Regions from separate parts of the Mus musculus genome. Here region 2 is linked to region 1. The links are chromatin contacts, found by Hi-C or POLR2A ChIA-PET in ENCODE. All regions are on one chromosome and are shown on one strand. The core of a region is the stretch at or near the end of the contact, and the rest is flanking DNA. Distances in the headings are between cores, read along the strand shown. Region 1 holds the start of Ano6 (anoctamin 6). Region 2 holds the start of Gm17546 (predicted gene, 17546).

Region 1 (7,260 bases), core at 1,450-3,949:
TCTGGCAATCCAGGTAAGGGACAGCTGCCACCATGCCTCACCTGGTCATGATCCTGACCCTTTGCCAGTGCCCAGACTTCTAGGGTGGTCTCAAGTATGCTCAGGAGGATTGCAGAGATTGAAGAATACAGCAGCTGCTTGCTAGCCCATTTTACAGAGACCTGGAAATGACAATGAGGTATTGCATATGAATAGAGGCATTGTCCCATCTGACCTCACTGACAAAATTAAATTTCACAGACAATGTTATTTACAAAGTCAAGGTTGCCTTTTGGGTGGTGGTGGTGCACACCTTTAATTTCAGAGTTTGGGAGGCAGAGGCAGACAGACCTTTGGGTTCGAGACCAGCCTGGTCTACAGAGCAAGTTCCAGGACAGCTAGGGCTATACAGAGAAACCCTGTCTCAACACCTCCCCACCCCAAAAAAAGGAAGGAAGGAAGAAATAAAGAAATAAATATAAAATGGCAATTGTAGGGTTTTAAATTTTTCAGGAGCTTTGGAATATAGGGGCCTGTGTGAGTACACTGTTTGGATGCCCATAGAACTTTTCTTTCTTGGTTGGGATAGATAGTAGTTAAAATTGTAGAACAGCACCAGTTCTATATAGAAGGAGAAGAGGGCTGAACACTGAAGCCAGTGGAGTACCAGCATCCGAAGGCTGGGCAGAGAGAGCATCCTGGCTGAAAACAAATGAGTAGGAAAGTATTTGGTTTGTGACCCTGACTTTGAAAAGCCTTGCAAACACAAATACTGGCCACATAATGCCGCAAGCATTTTATCTCACAAACTATGCATTACACAGACATTCCCCCCCCCCTTAGGATTAAGAGTATGGCTCCTATATAGGACTATAACTTAGATTATTTTTGCAGCATATATTGATCGATTGAAAAAAAATAATGCATGAGAAAAAAAACTGTAGGAAATGCATTAATGTACCAAATGGGGTGTACTAACAATAGATGCACAGCTGGCCTAAGTAATTCAATTTCCTTGTGGCAACAGTCATGTCTACACAAAAGACCACAATGGCTCTGTAACACTTATCAAGCAAGAAGCAAAAGGCATCTATAAAATCTCTTACAATTTCCAAGTGACTCACTGAGACTTAGGTCAGAATCAAGCCCAAGAATTTTCGAGCTATAAAGTAGCTTTAGGTCGGAAGATCCAGAACTTCTACATCTGCTGAGAGAACCTAGCAGGTCAGTGATGAGACCGGGTGGGTTGGAAGAAGTGGGTGGAAAGGCCTCTGGAGGCACTTTCTGAGGTGCATATAGTAAAAGGGCCACCCCAACACTGGCTATCTGTGGTTGCAGACAAGATGCTCACCTATCGGGCGGTCAGGTGAAACAGTGGCAGTAACTCCTAGGCAGAGATGAAGCGACCACTGTAAAAACTTTTAGTACCGGACTCAGCGGACTCAGCGCACGAAAATCGCCATGGCTAAATGAAGATGGAAACTTCCTCCTGCAACCCACACACCTCTGGAACCGAGAGTTCACTAAAGCCTTCCCTTCCCTTCTCAGTTCCCAGTCTGTCCTGAAGCCGAGTTTTGCTTCAGAGTCCCCCTGCTTCGGCCTCTGGAGGGCTGGCATTATAGGTCATAACTGGTATTACAGGTCGCAGATGGCATTTCAGGCCATAGGGGTCATTGCTAGCATTACTGGTCCCGGCCTCTCTTCCTCTCTCTCCCTCTCATAGTCTCCTCATCTTCTCAAGATCTCCAGAGTTCTGCACTTACTTTTCATGTTACAAGTAGTCTTCTTTGGTAAAAACCGGAGCTTAAGGAGCAAGGAGAGCGTCTCCTGGACGTTTTCTCTAATTTGTACTGTCCTTTAGTGCATATTCGTGATTAAATTCCTGCGTTATTATTGATCGCAATGTTTTTTCCCTTCAAGTGAGAACATTAACTATGAGGTTGGGACTATAGATAAGTGGAGAGTACTCCCTTAGCACGCCAGGGGTGCTGGGCTGGACTCCTAGCATCTGAGAGGCGAAAGAGGAAAAGGGTAAGAATATAAAAGAATAAAACACACAGTGGATGTAGTAGTGTCTTGTCATTGAACATTGACTAGGAACGGGCTCAGGAGGCAAGTGCTTCTCCAGGGAGTGAGCGACAACCCGGGCACTGCAGGGAAGCCACCATTCACCAGCGTCCTTGAGAGCAGCTGTGCAGACCCAAGGACTTGGTACTCCCGCCGCATCTGCGCCCCAGTCCTTGGGTTGTCAGGGCGGCATTCCTTCACTCTCTACCGTCATTTCCCCCTTTCGTTTCTTTGTCCTTCCTGGTACTACAGTTTCCCATATTGTCTTATTAAAGAGTTTACACGTAGCTATGGCGTGTTTTGTTCGGCCTAGTTCCGGGGCTTGGAGGGCACCCCGCGACCACTCCCCGCATGTGCTCCTTCGGGCGGGGGCACAGGGGCTCTCCGTGCGCACGTGTGTCGTTTTCCTCCCCCACACTAAGCGGGCACCTTGCAACGTCTCGTCATTCTGCAGATTAAAGACCCTCGTGAGCTCATAGAAGCCGGCCTGCCTCTGCGGCTGCAGCGCTCCCCGCAGGCGCGGCGCGGCTCGCCCGGCTTCTGCCACTCCCCTTCCCCCAACCCCCCCAGCCCGACTTCCTCCCAGGCTCCTCGCAGCCGGGGCGGTTTGATCTGGGGCGGGAGCGGCGGCGTCCCTCTGGGCATGCTCAGTCGCAGGCTGAGCAGCGCCTGCTGAAGCAGAGCGCGGGCGGAGCGCAGCGGGGCAGTGCCGAGAGGGCAGAGCGGAGCTTGCGGCCCGAGCCGAGCGGAGCCGAGCGGAGCCGAGAGCAGCCGAGTGACGGTCTCCGGGAGACATGCAGATGATGACTAGGAAGGTCCTGCTGAACATGGAGCTGGAGGAGGACGACGATGAGGATGGAGACATTGGTGAGTGCCGGAACCGGGGCCAGGGCAAGGGGGATCCGGGGCGGACGCCTCTGCGCGGAAGCCGAACCTCCCAAGCAACTTCGGGTCTTTTTCCTGCGTCCGCTCCGGGCGGTGTTTTGGGGGCCCCTGCTCCCGGGTTCACGACACACCTGAGCCGGATTCTCCGAGGCCACAGGCTGCGCCGCTGCACCAGCCCGCAGAGACACAAACAAAAGGGCTGGAGCCGCGGGCGCGGGGCAGGGACGCGGGGCGACGCCGGGCGGAGGACCGTGGCACGTTTCCATCAGGCCTCCTGGATGTCAAAATGTTCCCTCTCAAGGCCTCCAAACACTTTACAAAGTAAATTTAGGAGTTGGGTGTGGCTTTTCCTTCCTTTCAGGTTTTGCTCACAGACCAATCAAAGGAATTTGGTAACTCCCAGGTCTAGACGAACTTGGGAATTCCACGCCGCGATTTAGCCTTGGCCTTTCATTGTGACAGCGGTTTATCAGGCACTCCTCTTTGTGGAGAGAGCAAATAGTATTCCTTTTTAAGGAGAGGAGAAAAGTGTGCCCAGGTTAGCCTTCCTGGAGCCTCACACTGTCAAGTAGAAGTTTCTGATTTCCCAGAGTTGAGCAAGTTAAGGCTCTGCACCTGGCGGCTGATTGGGTAAAGGATGTAGGATGCTCTTGTCTCATGAGACTGAACAGTTAAGTGACCGTTTACATAAAATACCACCCACGGGAGCAGCGTTAAAAAGTTACACTCGTATTAGCACAGTTAGTTTCTTAGGGAAATATTCTTGTCTGTCATAGTGAGGCACTCAAGTGAGATCCAGCCGGAATAGAAATTGACATAAGCAAGAGGCTCTGAGTGTAAGCCCTTGCTGCCCTCAGATTTCAATTTAGAAAGAAAATCTAATTTGGTCTAGCCTCTGTTACATGATAGGCATCATAGGTTGTCTTCAGACCCTGCCAGTAGGCTGGCTTTGCTTTTACTGACCCATGTAATTCATGCTTGTTCCACGAAGTAAAACAGCCGATGTAGTTAACTACCTCTGCCTCTTCTTACTGTAGCCTCCAGTATTTAGATTCATACTTTAGATAGCAGACAGCCTGTTTGGACAGGCAACGTTTAAGCAGGTCCTGGCAATTTTTGGTTGTCCTTTATTGAATTATGAATTTCATGTGGATCATAGTTATGTTTTTGTCCCAGACGTTTTACCAAACCTATGAACGTTTATGTTACTACAGAATTATAAGCCTTCTTGAAGGTTTACTGAAGTAGGTTGATAGACTATTATGAACTAATTCTAAATCCAACAGTGGGAGAGGAGGCGCTGGTGAAATGGAGGACTGCAATTGAAACCTCTGCCTCCAATCTTGTAGTGTTAAAGCTCTTGGTTAGTCTCTCTCTTCGGGACTCCTCACTAGAGGGAGCGTTGTATAGTTGTTTAAAGCATAATCAGCGCCCATGTTAATTTCTGTTAAATTTTGCTTAGCTTTAAAATTCAGAGCAGGAAAGTTACTTTGACACGAGGCCCCAACGTCATCTAAGGCAAACCTCAAACAACGAAAGTAAACCATTTTAAAGTAGAAGATGTATCACGGAGGTGTTCCACCCGCGTGTGTGAAGCCGAGTCTTCTGGGAGGCCGGGTTGCCCGGCTTTATAAACAGTTACTTCAGGTTGTTGCTCGGTACTTAGAGAACTAACTCTGGCCGTTGTTCAATATTTAGGTACCGCTTTAGGTGCAGGAGTAGCCTCCTTGCCTGGCATGAACCCACATGGAGAATTGAAAATGGTATCTTTCCCATGGTTGTCTTCCTTGTTAAGTCGTGACCATCGGAAGTAACCCAAAAGGTGCAGTGATGAGTGAACCCATGGGGCACAGTTTTTTGTTTTTTGTTTTTTTGTTTTTTTTCTTTTCTTAAAAACTTGCTCAATTTTACCAAGGAGCCACAGAAGTCCTGTGTGGGCAGCGGTTGCAGAAGTGCCCTGGTGGAGATGGCTGTAACTGCAAGTCTCGGAAATGCAGAGTGGTCTGTCCTTGGCAGCTTTTGTCTCCACACTTTCCACCTCCAGTTTGTCAGTTGATTCAGCATCACTTCCTCTTGATTTAAAACGTGATATAGGACAGGTGAGATGACTCAGGGGGTAAAGGCACCCGCTACCAAGCTCCAGGACGTGAATTCAATCCCCATGGAGGACGTGAATTCAGTCCCCATGACCCACATGATGAAGGAGAGATTATTATACTTCCACATATTCTCTGACCTTCATTTCTGCTTTGGCTCTCTTACACCCCCCTCCCCCATCTTAAAAAAGGAATAGCAATAGCTTTCATGGCAGAATGTAGATGCTCTTGGTTAATATATTTCTTCAGTGCCTCTCACTCCTCTATAGTTTGTATAATACTATACAAAACTATAGTTTGTATGATAGGTTTAAAAAGGCTTTTATTTTCTTGGATTACCTGTGGCTCAAACTCTGCTAAGGGAAAGTAGTCCTAGACCTGGCTGCTCTCAGGAAGGACTCAGGCTTCAGATGGATGCGTTTGAAAGCTCTCGGTTTGCCGTCCGTTTCTGGTCGTTGACTTTGTGGTTTCTCAGACGGATTGTCTGTCGCCTGGGAAATGGACCGAGGCCATGTTAGATGATGGCCCAGCCATTTCTCTGTCCTCTTTCGGTGTGGCAGTCTCAGGAAGACTTATCTACCCATGTAAACTATTCCCGAGGTCCATTTCATGTTTAATCATCCCCCACTCTAGTCCTGGTCTGTTGGACCTCATGAACAGTGGTGGAGTAACCCTTCTGGGCTAAGGGCAGATGGCTGTGGGGTAGATGGGGCAAGGCACACAGCCCTGTCCCAGGGCGGGGGGTCCCTTGAAACATGAAAAGTCCCTTGTAGAGGGTGGCTTTATTGAAGTGTATGCGGAACTATGGGAGGACGGCAGGAAAGGGAACTTTCCAGAAGAGGTGGTGGTTAGGCTGTGGAAAGCCTACGCGGAGCAGAGATGCCAGGCTGGAAGGACATGGAGGGACTCTCCTGTGAAGAATCCTCCAGACATTTTAAAGATCTTGAGCTGTCTGTAACTTGGGAGCCCTAGAAAGATGTCTTAGAAGTAAGGAGGAGGGAGATGGTACTTACTGTAAACCCTCCCAGGAGTTGGGTTTAGAAGTGGCTGCAGTGATCCAAGGTGTAAGGGTTGTGTCCCGGAGCTTACAGGAGGAGGAGCATCTCCAAGCATCCCATTCTAGCTGTCGAGTATAGTGTAAGTCCGCCTCTTGAGCTGAGTGGTAGGAAGGATGGGTGGGGTGGGGTGGGGTCTGTGAAGTCATACTTTTCTTGGCTGCTTTGGCTTGGGCCATTGCTTCCAGCCTCAATTCCTCTCTTTCCCTGTGAGTCATCCTCCTCCCAAGCCTGTTGGAAACTCCTGTAGGTAGTGCTGATAACTGCTTCTCTAAAAGACCCCAGTGCATTCTCACACCCCTTGTTTCTAACCTCTATATACTTAGCCTTCATTTATTTGTTCTGCTCTTGTGTTTCATGATCTTTACTCTTATTATCTCTCTATCACGACATATCTCTCTGTGTGTGCTATTATTTATTATGCTACTGTATGTGTGTGTTATTTACTTATTTTTATTTTATCATTTTGGAGACACAGTCTCTCCTAGGCAGGCTGTCTCTTTGGACTCTTTAAGTAGCTGAGGCTGGCTCTGGACTCCCGATCTGCCTCCTGAACATACGATTACAGGCCTGAGCCACCACACCTGAATGACTCACTCCTGAGATAATTGGACATAAGACTTAACGGTTTTATAGCTTTGTAGAAATCTCTTCTGTGTTATCTGAAGAATACATACTCCTAGTTCTTCTGCTTCATTGCACACCTTATTGCCATAATCATTTACTAGGCTGTAATCAAGGGTGTGTCAAGAGAAGTCCTGGTACGGAAGTAGTACAGAGGAGAAAGCTTGGAACCTTGCCAGGCTAACTGTAGAGCAGTGTGGGCGGCAGAGCCATCCAGGAGGCCTGGGAAGGCAGATGATGGGGCTATGATTCCTAAAGACACAATGGGTTAACCTCCAAATGAACCCAGTACTGCTACTCCCAGCTTATGCATTATATTTTACATTCATGTGTGTATGTGTGTACATGCATGCATTTTTTTTTTTAACAAAAGAATGAGGATTTAAAAAACCAAACAAACTGTGATCAAAGTCTTTTCTCTTTCGGCCTGGCCTTGCTCAGTTCCACACACTGTCATGTCTCGCTGTCCACATTCTAACTTCTGAGTCAAACAGCAACTTTCCAAAATGTCCCCTAGCCTTTCTCAACTCTTTGGCAACCTCACTGTTCTGCAT
Region 2 (7,260 bases), core at 1,540-4,039, 36 kb after region 1:
TGAAGGGTCACAGCCTTAGGTAGGTTCACAATCATTGTTCTACAACGTGATGGACCCCGGCAAAGTTGTTTGTATTTTCTCTTTCATCAGGCAAGCCTGGCTTATTGCTGATATGCATGCTTATGAATTTGAGCTCCCCAGCCCTAAGGTAGCGAGTTCAGCTTGTGTAGTTTATTGTGCACAAAGGAAATTCCCAACGGCTGACTGTTCTCTGGTATTCATGGCTTAGTAAGGCAGAGTGTGTTTTTTTATGGGAAGGAGGTTGATCTTAGCAAAGATAGGAGCTGCCTTTCTACAGGGAGGGTTTTGTTTGGTGTTGATCTGATGCAACGTTTGATGCTATCAGCTCCCTAAGACATGTGGGTAACTTCAAGTTTGCATGTAGATCAACGGTCATGGAACAGACACAGTGCCCATTGTTGGTCACACTGGACCTCTGGGTTCTCTTGGGAGCACCATAGTCACTCAGAATCAGTTTTTTTTTTCCCCCCAAAGCTTGGGAGCTAGCCTGGTAGTGTGTTCATCCTTGTCAGGGTAACAGACCTTTCTGAGGACTCTGAGGACCCACTGCAGTTAAGGAATGCAAGATTTCAAAAGAGGATTATCAAAAAAGGAAATGCAAGCGTCTTGATGGTTTCTCTGGTATATGAGGTCACTGACAAATAGTGATGAATAGTTTTCTATTATTGAGGAACAAAGAGTAGGAAAATTCTCGTGAACTTTATTACAAGGTCCTCACTGGGGTCAGTGAGAAAGTACATTTTCCTGTGCTTCTGTCACCGCGCCTGTTAACACTAACACTTTTAGCATTTCACTGTTGGTTTTTGTTTGTTTGTTTGTTTGTTTGATTTTTATTAGACACTTTGAACAGGAAATGGACGGAAGCTCATGGTATGGATTGATCACCTGTTGAGAGCAGACTCAGAACCTTCCATCCTGTTAAATATTCAGGAGGGAAGCATGATTGTCCCCACTTGTGGGGTCACTAAGACAGGGAGTGTTTTCATGGCATGTGTGATAATGGCAGTCCTTTCGGTGTGGCATCTGCCTGAGTTTGTGCGACTCTGATCGCCTTGCTTCTAGATCTTCCACAATGGTGAGTCTGGTGTTTCCTTCAGGTCACCTCCACATCTTGTCCCAGGTTCCTGTCCTGAAGACATTCACTGTCTCTTGAGAACAACTGTTCACGATCCAGTCAGTCACTTGTATGTCCAGAGCAAGCCCATCAGTTGTGACACTAAGGCTGGCGGAGGCATGTCTAGTGGTGCAACAGATCTGAGCCGCATGCTTTCTTGCCAGAGAGAAAAAGAAAAACAAAAGCAAGCAAAACATTACCTTATAATAAAGATAAAACTTTTAACTCACGAGTTTGGGCTGCCACAGGGATGGCGAGCACCCAACAGTGATAGGCTGCATGAATAGTCCACCAGGTAAATTGACTTTGATCCGCATTTAACCTGCTGGTGATAAGCCTGGCATCTCCTGCTCTGGCTATACCACACCCCTTTGTATTTGCAAGGGTTGATTATGTGAGCAGTTCTAGAGAATTTGGAAACCATGGAGAACTGCAACAAACAAGCAACAAAGAAGCTGGAAAATCGCAACAGACAAGCTCACCCGGCTACATTGCCTCCCAAACACAAGCCCTGGAAAAGCTTCGGCAAGCCGCTTCCCTGCCCTTTCAAAGGGACGTTTGTAGCTTTATGCGGTTCAGACATAGACTCTTTTTCACTTGCCTTGCTGACAAACGGTCCTTCCTCTCACTGTATTTCTTTCATTGTGGTAATATGTACATAACATTTATCATTTTAACCTTTTTCTAATTTTCCCTAGCACTAAGTGTACTCAGTTATTCAGCCATCAACGTTATTAATTTCTGGAACTTTTCATTATGTATTCTATACCTATAAAATATATATCACAAATCACACTGAATAGCTGAGTAATATTCTGTCACATGCATTTATTGTATCCTGTTTACCTGCAAACACATAGTAGAGTCTTTTTTTGTGTTCACTGCCAGACTTTATGTCTAAGGGAGTAAACAAAATGCGGTCCAGGGGTCGGTCAGGGCTGGAGAGGTGATGGCTCAGCAGTGAAGGGCACTCACTGGCTGCTCTTGTAGGGGAACTGGGTTGGGTTCCAAGCACCCCCATGGTGGCTCACAACTGAGTTTCCAGGGACCTGATGCCCTCTTCTGGCTTCCTTGGGCACCTGGCATGCATATGATGCATAGACACAAATGTAGGTAAAACATTTGTAAATGTAAAAAGGAATAATGTTAAAAGTATTAAAAATATGGTGTGTGTTCTACAAGACTTTAGAACTCTAGGAGGAAGTGGCCAGCGTCAGTCCTGGGGTGCTGTCAGCACAGGGACTGTGGGAGCTTATAAACGAGGGGAATTTGGCGTGAAGTTTCATCTATGAAGTCATTCGTTGATTATTATAAATCGCATGCCTCAGCTTTTTCATTTTATAACGAATTATAATTGTGAGCTATCTGTCAGTATAAATCTCAGGCCACATTTCATAGTTAGCCTTTGTTTTCTCCCTAAAGGAATTCTTGTCATCACCCCCACCCCCCACCCCCCCAATGTGCCACTTTGTATCTCTGTTTGGCCTCAAAATTACTACCCTCCTGCTTCCTCTGTGTTCCAATCCCTGACACTGTAGATGTTGTCTCCTGCTTCTCTGTAGGACAGCATTAATTTTCAGTGTTAAAGGTGTATCTTTAGTGGCTGGTGGCTGGAGTAGTCACCCGTCACGCTGGTGTGTACGTTTCTCATTCTCTTTGGCCCCCAGCCCATATGCTGCGGAGAGGTCTCTGTATCTCAGCTGCTTCTTATATTGGAAAGTTTCTGTTTCCAGAAAACAGAAAAGGTAGTCTAGGACGCCTTGCTCAGCTCATTTAGTTGCTTTCGATTTTAAGAGGTAATACATAGTCTGGTGATACAGAAAATGCAGGGACCTGTCTTTGAACAGGATCATTTTTAGACAGAGTGTTAGCGTGGGCGGTTTGAGATCCGACGAACACTTTTGATATATTCCTTTCATGATAGCTGAAAGATAATGTTAAGCTGTTAACACGTACCTCTACACACCCATGCACGTTTGTGTTAGTGTACATGGGTTTTTAGGATATATAATTAATCCGCCCTTTAAGGCCAAATTCACAGAGCAAAAAAAGGTGTGGAAATTTGGGTCATGGGTAGAGTCACTTGCTTGACATGTGCAAGACCGTCATCGGGATCACCAGCGTTGCATACATGTAGGGTGTTAGCATGGCTGAGTTAGACATGGTGATATCCTCTTTACTTCTGCATAATGGCTCTAACCACAGGACCAGGGGCTGTGATAGCAAGAATCAGAGGGTCTGGGATTCTGGGAACCTGGGAGCTCTGTGTCAAGTGTCGAGCAGCTGGGAAAGTTCCAGGTTTAAATTCTAGACAGTTTCCAGTAATTCAAATTGCAAAGCCTTTCACAGTGTTCTCAACTGTTTCATTTGAGAGCGGAAGGAGTGAGTCCTCGCTTCTTGTTAGTTTTTTATGTTGGCAATTCCATCCTTAATTAAAAAAAAGCATCGGCATTTTCATTATGAAAATGGCTTTCCTGAGTTTACAGCTGGAACCACTACATTTAGTTGTTTAAAACTTGCTGCCATTAGCCTATGCAGTTACTTTTATGTAAAAGCAACCTCAAATTGATTTAGGGCATTCAGGGTTTGGCAATTTCCATTCGCTCATGAGTCACAGGAGACTGGGAGAGTCAGGATGAGCCACGGAAGAGTCTCAGGAGTCTCACAGGTCCACTGCCCCGCAACAACGGGAAAAGCGTCACATGTTCACTGCCCCCTGAAGCCAGGAAGAGTCATTGCTGTTCTTGTTCAAGGAGTTGAGTCTGCCTTTTCTTCAGTTGTTATTAGTTGCTACGGCAACCGTAAGAGCATCCCAGAACAGGTCTTGAAACAACAGATGCTTCTTTTCATGCAGCCCTGGAAGGCCTAGGTCAAGGTGTCAGGTCAGCCTCCCTGCCGGCACACAGATGCCCTCTCTTGTATCTCTGTATGGTTTTCCTCAGCACGCACACAGGCTCTCGGCACCTCTTCCTGCAGCAAGAATTCTTCTGACTGGTTTAGGGTCTACCCTACTAGCCTATGCTAATTAGCATAATCTTTACCTTAAAGGCTGCCTCTTCCAGTAGTCATCTCCGAAGGAGCTGGGTGGTAGGACTTGGACACCGGGATTGTGAGGAGTTGCCGTCCCCAGCCCTCTGTTTAACACAGTGTTGCTTTGTTTGCATGTGGGGAGATTAATATAAAGAAGAACCCCAAATAAGGCTCCGCCAAGTTCGTGTCTGTTATTAAAGGGGAAGGAGGCCAGGCGGAGGAGAAGAGAGTTCAGACTGCTGTGAAGGAGTTTGAAGGAAGGACATTCTCTCTCCGCGTGCTCTTCTGCCAAGTGACCACCTCCTCTGACCTCCGACTTTGCACTTTGCGTTCTGGGGCGGCAGTTTTCTCCATGTGTTAATGTGTCATAAGGAGGCATCCATGCACTGACTGGCCTGAGATACTATGTAGCAATCCAAGTGTGTGTGTGTGTGTGTGTGTGTGTGTGTGTGTGTGTGTGTGTGCCTGAGATACTATGTAGCAATCCAAGTAAGTGTGTGTGTGTGTGTGTGTGTGTGTGTGTGTGTGCCTGAGATACTATGTAGCAATCCAAGTAAGTGTGTGTGTGTGTGCCTGAGATACTATGTAGCAATCCAAGTGTGTGTGTGTGTGTGTGTGTGTGTGTGTGTGTGCCTGAGATACTATGTAGCAATCCAAGTGTGTGTGTGTGTGTGTGTGTGTGTATATGTGTGCCTGAGATACTATGTAGCAATCCAAGTAAGTGTGTGTGTGTGTGTGTGTGTGTGTGTGTGCCTGAGATACTATGTAGCAATCCATCAAGTGAGTAAGTCAGTGTGTGGGGGGTTGGGTGGGGGGATGGGGTTGTTTGGTCAGCTATTAGTGGGCATTCAGGCTGTTTCCGGAGCCACCCCCACTCCAACTCCCAAAGTGGATAGCTGGATTCCCTTTAAAGCCAAGATGGAAAGAACCACTTAATAAAGGCAGTAGGTCTCTGCCTTTGGTGAAAACAGTCTTTGTCTTCGCTTCCTGTTTATTGTTGGCTAGCACTGAGAGAAAAATCTTCCAGCCTCTCCAGAGAGGCCCATGCTGCGCAGGGAGGGGTTTTCCTTGGCCACTGAAGTCATCTCAACCCTCAGCCAGCCGTGCCCAGGAATAGGGGTCCCGTCTGAGTCATTAATTAGCAGGAGTGCCCACTTTCAGTTAAACAGTCTTTCTTGTAAGGACGGCTGTAGCATGTGACCCGCGCCTTTCTGCCTGGTCCTAGTCTGGCAAGGTGGCAAGGGGCCGCTTCTTATGGAATGTGGGCAGTCGTACTTCTCATCAAAGATCTCAGTGTAGGCCAGGAGGGCCAGCAACTCCTGAGGTTAGCAGGTCCCATGAGCCAACCGCTGTGGCTTGGATACTAAGGATGGAACGCTGCTCTGTGTGGCCCTGAGTTTCCCACTTCAGCCTCTCAGCCTTAGGCATCACCTGCCTTTATTGTATAAACTGTGCCACAGTGGTGCCGATGCGCTTTTGGTTTCTGGAAGTGGAAAGGCTGCTCCTCCGAGGCTTTCTCTTTTATTCCAGGCCCACGGAGAGTTCATTTTCACCTGGGACTTCTAGCTGTGAGAAGGGCTGGCAGAGGTTAGCCCTCTTCTAAAGCCATCTTTAGCAGTCCCAAGGAGGTTCCGAGATGGCTTGTGTGTCCACGCTCATGTTTCTGAGGCTCTGATTTTATGGACGCTACGGACATGTTGTGCATATGGGCTTGGGTGCAGGAAACCTGTAATTCAGCAAACGTTTAAAAGGCTGTCTGCAGTGTTTCTAATTACTGTTTGTTTGCTCCACCAGTGCCTAATAAGTGGATTTAAGTAACCTCAGGAGCGAGGAGTGCAATGCTCATGTTACAGGCAATCATGCAAATCAAATTCTGACTGAGAGTTGCAGAGAACACACTGCAGAGCCATTGTTAGAGAAGTATGCCACTGGGTTTTAAATTTAGAACAAGAGCAGTTTGGAACTTTCCCACCTGTCAGGCAAGGACGTGAAGGACAAACTCACCTGAAATCAACTGCTGTCTGCAGACCATTTATAAGTCACCAGCAGCCTCTGGCATCCGGCTGTCTTCTTAATTTAACATGGGAAGGAGGGAGGGGGAGACTTACCAGCTCCTCTTCCCTTCTTTCTCCCATCCATCATTGCCTGTATAGGAACCGGAAATGCAGGTCCGGAACACTGGGCGTCAACCTTGGGTACGGCTTGGCACCAGCTTGGGAATTTTCAGGTGCCCGGGAACCGATCCCCACCCCAAGGTGCTGGCTTAATGTTTGAGATGCAGTCTACACTGGGATTTTAAGACGGTCTCAGGAGGATTATTATATACCAAGATTAAGCCGGCAGGGATTTGAGAGGTTGCTTCGAGCGAGAGAAATCTCAGCCCTGGTTTACACGTTGGTAACAGCTGGAGGTTTGGGAGAGACAAAGAGGCCCATCCAGTAAAACCGCATTCCTGGATGAGGGAACCAGGCTTCTGAAAAGCTCCGGGCTGGGCCGTCCTGGTGTGCAGCAAGAGTCTGGCCCACTGACCGACCTACCTAACCAAGTTCTAACGAAAGGAAAATGGAGAGCCTGGAAGGTTAGAATGACTTGGTCAAGGTCAGACGCTTGTCGCAGAGTCAGGCCTGGGACCCAGGTCTGACACCTCTTCTGGGCTCTCTGTTGCCCAACGCCAGCCGTTATGTTTGTTTATTGTATTTATTGATACCTCCTCGTCCTTCAGGTGATGTTCCTGACTCCAGGAGGCCTTTTCTGGCTCCTCATACTCCTCTACCATCCGGTCTGGGTAAGATTCCCCTGGTTGTGTTTGAACAGCACTTGTATGTAGGTCTCCCCTCACGTGGCCGGTTCTGGAGAAAAGCCCATAACGTTCTTGTGTACTGTGTAACTTGATGGTACGTGTTTGTTAGCTCCGAGGCACCACTTGTTCAATTGCACTGCCCTAAGTTTTGGTCCACATGGGTTGCTAAAAGTAATGAGATGCTATATAGGAGCACTAAGTGTATTTCCTGTGGCCCACTGCATTATGGGTCAGGATCCCTCTGGGGGGAAATGTTCTGCAAGGCAATGTTAATGTTGGCATGATTGAAAACAGG

What was found. A loop is a pair of places that touch in the nucleus more often than their neighbours do. ChIA-PET counts read pairs that join two places held with the same protein, here RNA polymerase II (POLR2A).
Region 2: a map of heart shows a loop between it and region 1 (2.9-fold over the local background). The contact joins the enhancer-like site here to the promoter of Ano6 in region 1. A Hi-C loop is called at or near these places in 9 of 37 maps with a recorded cell type or tissue (T-helper 17 cell, gastrocnemius, heart and 1 more). POLR2A ChIA-PET finds 5 or more read pairs at or near these places in 3 of 5 experiments (Patski and embryonic stem cell).

What each region holds. Positions count from the first base shown.
Region 1 is chr15:95,788,144-95,795,403 of GRCm38, forward strand. Ano6 (anoctamin 6) reads left to right here and starts at 2,700. Exons shown (of 20, transcript NM_175344.4): 1 at 2,700-2,913. The coding sequence starts at 2,841. It overlaps A130051J06Rik (a long non-coding RNA gene), which reads right to left. Exons shown (of 2, transcript XR_875618.2): 2 at 1-161.
Region 2 is chr15:95,823,757-95,831,016 of GRCm38, forward strand. The region is part of intron 1 of Ano6 (anoctamin 6); the gene reads left to right. Gm17546 (predicted gene, 17546) reads right to left here and starts at 6,316. Exons shown (of 2, transcript NR_155277.1): 1 at 6,170-6,316; 2 at 703-1,287. Within about 2 kb of position 2,790, at least 1 of the 3 ENCODE cell types and tissues checked has a DNase peak (open chromatin) inside an H3K27ac peak, as active enhancers do; it is gastrocnemius, where a contact is called at or near this core.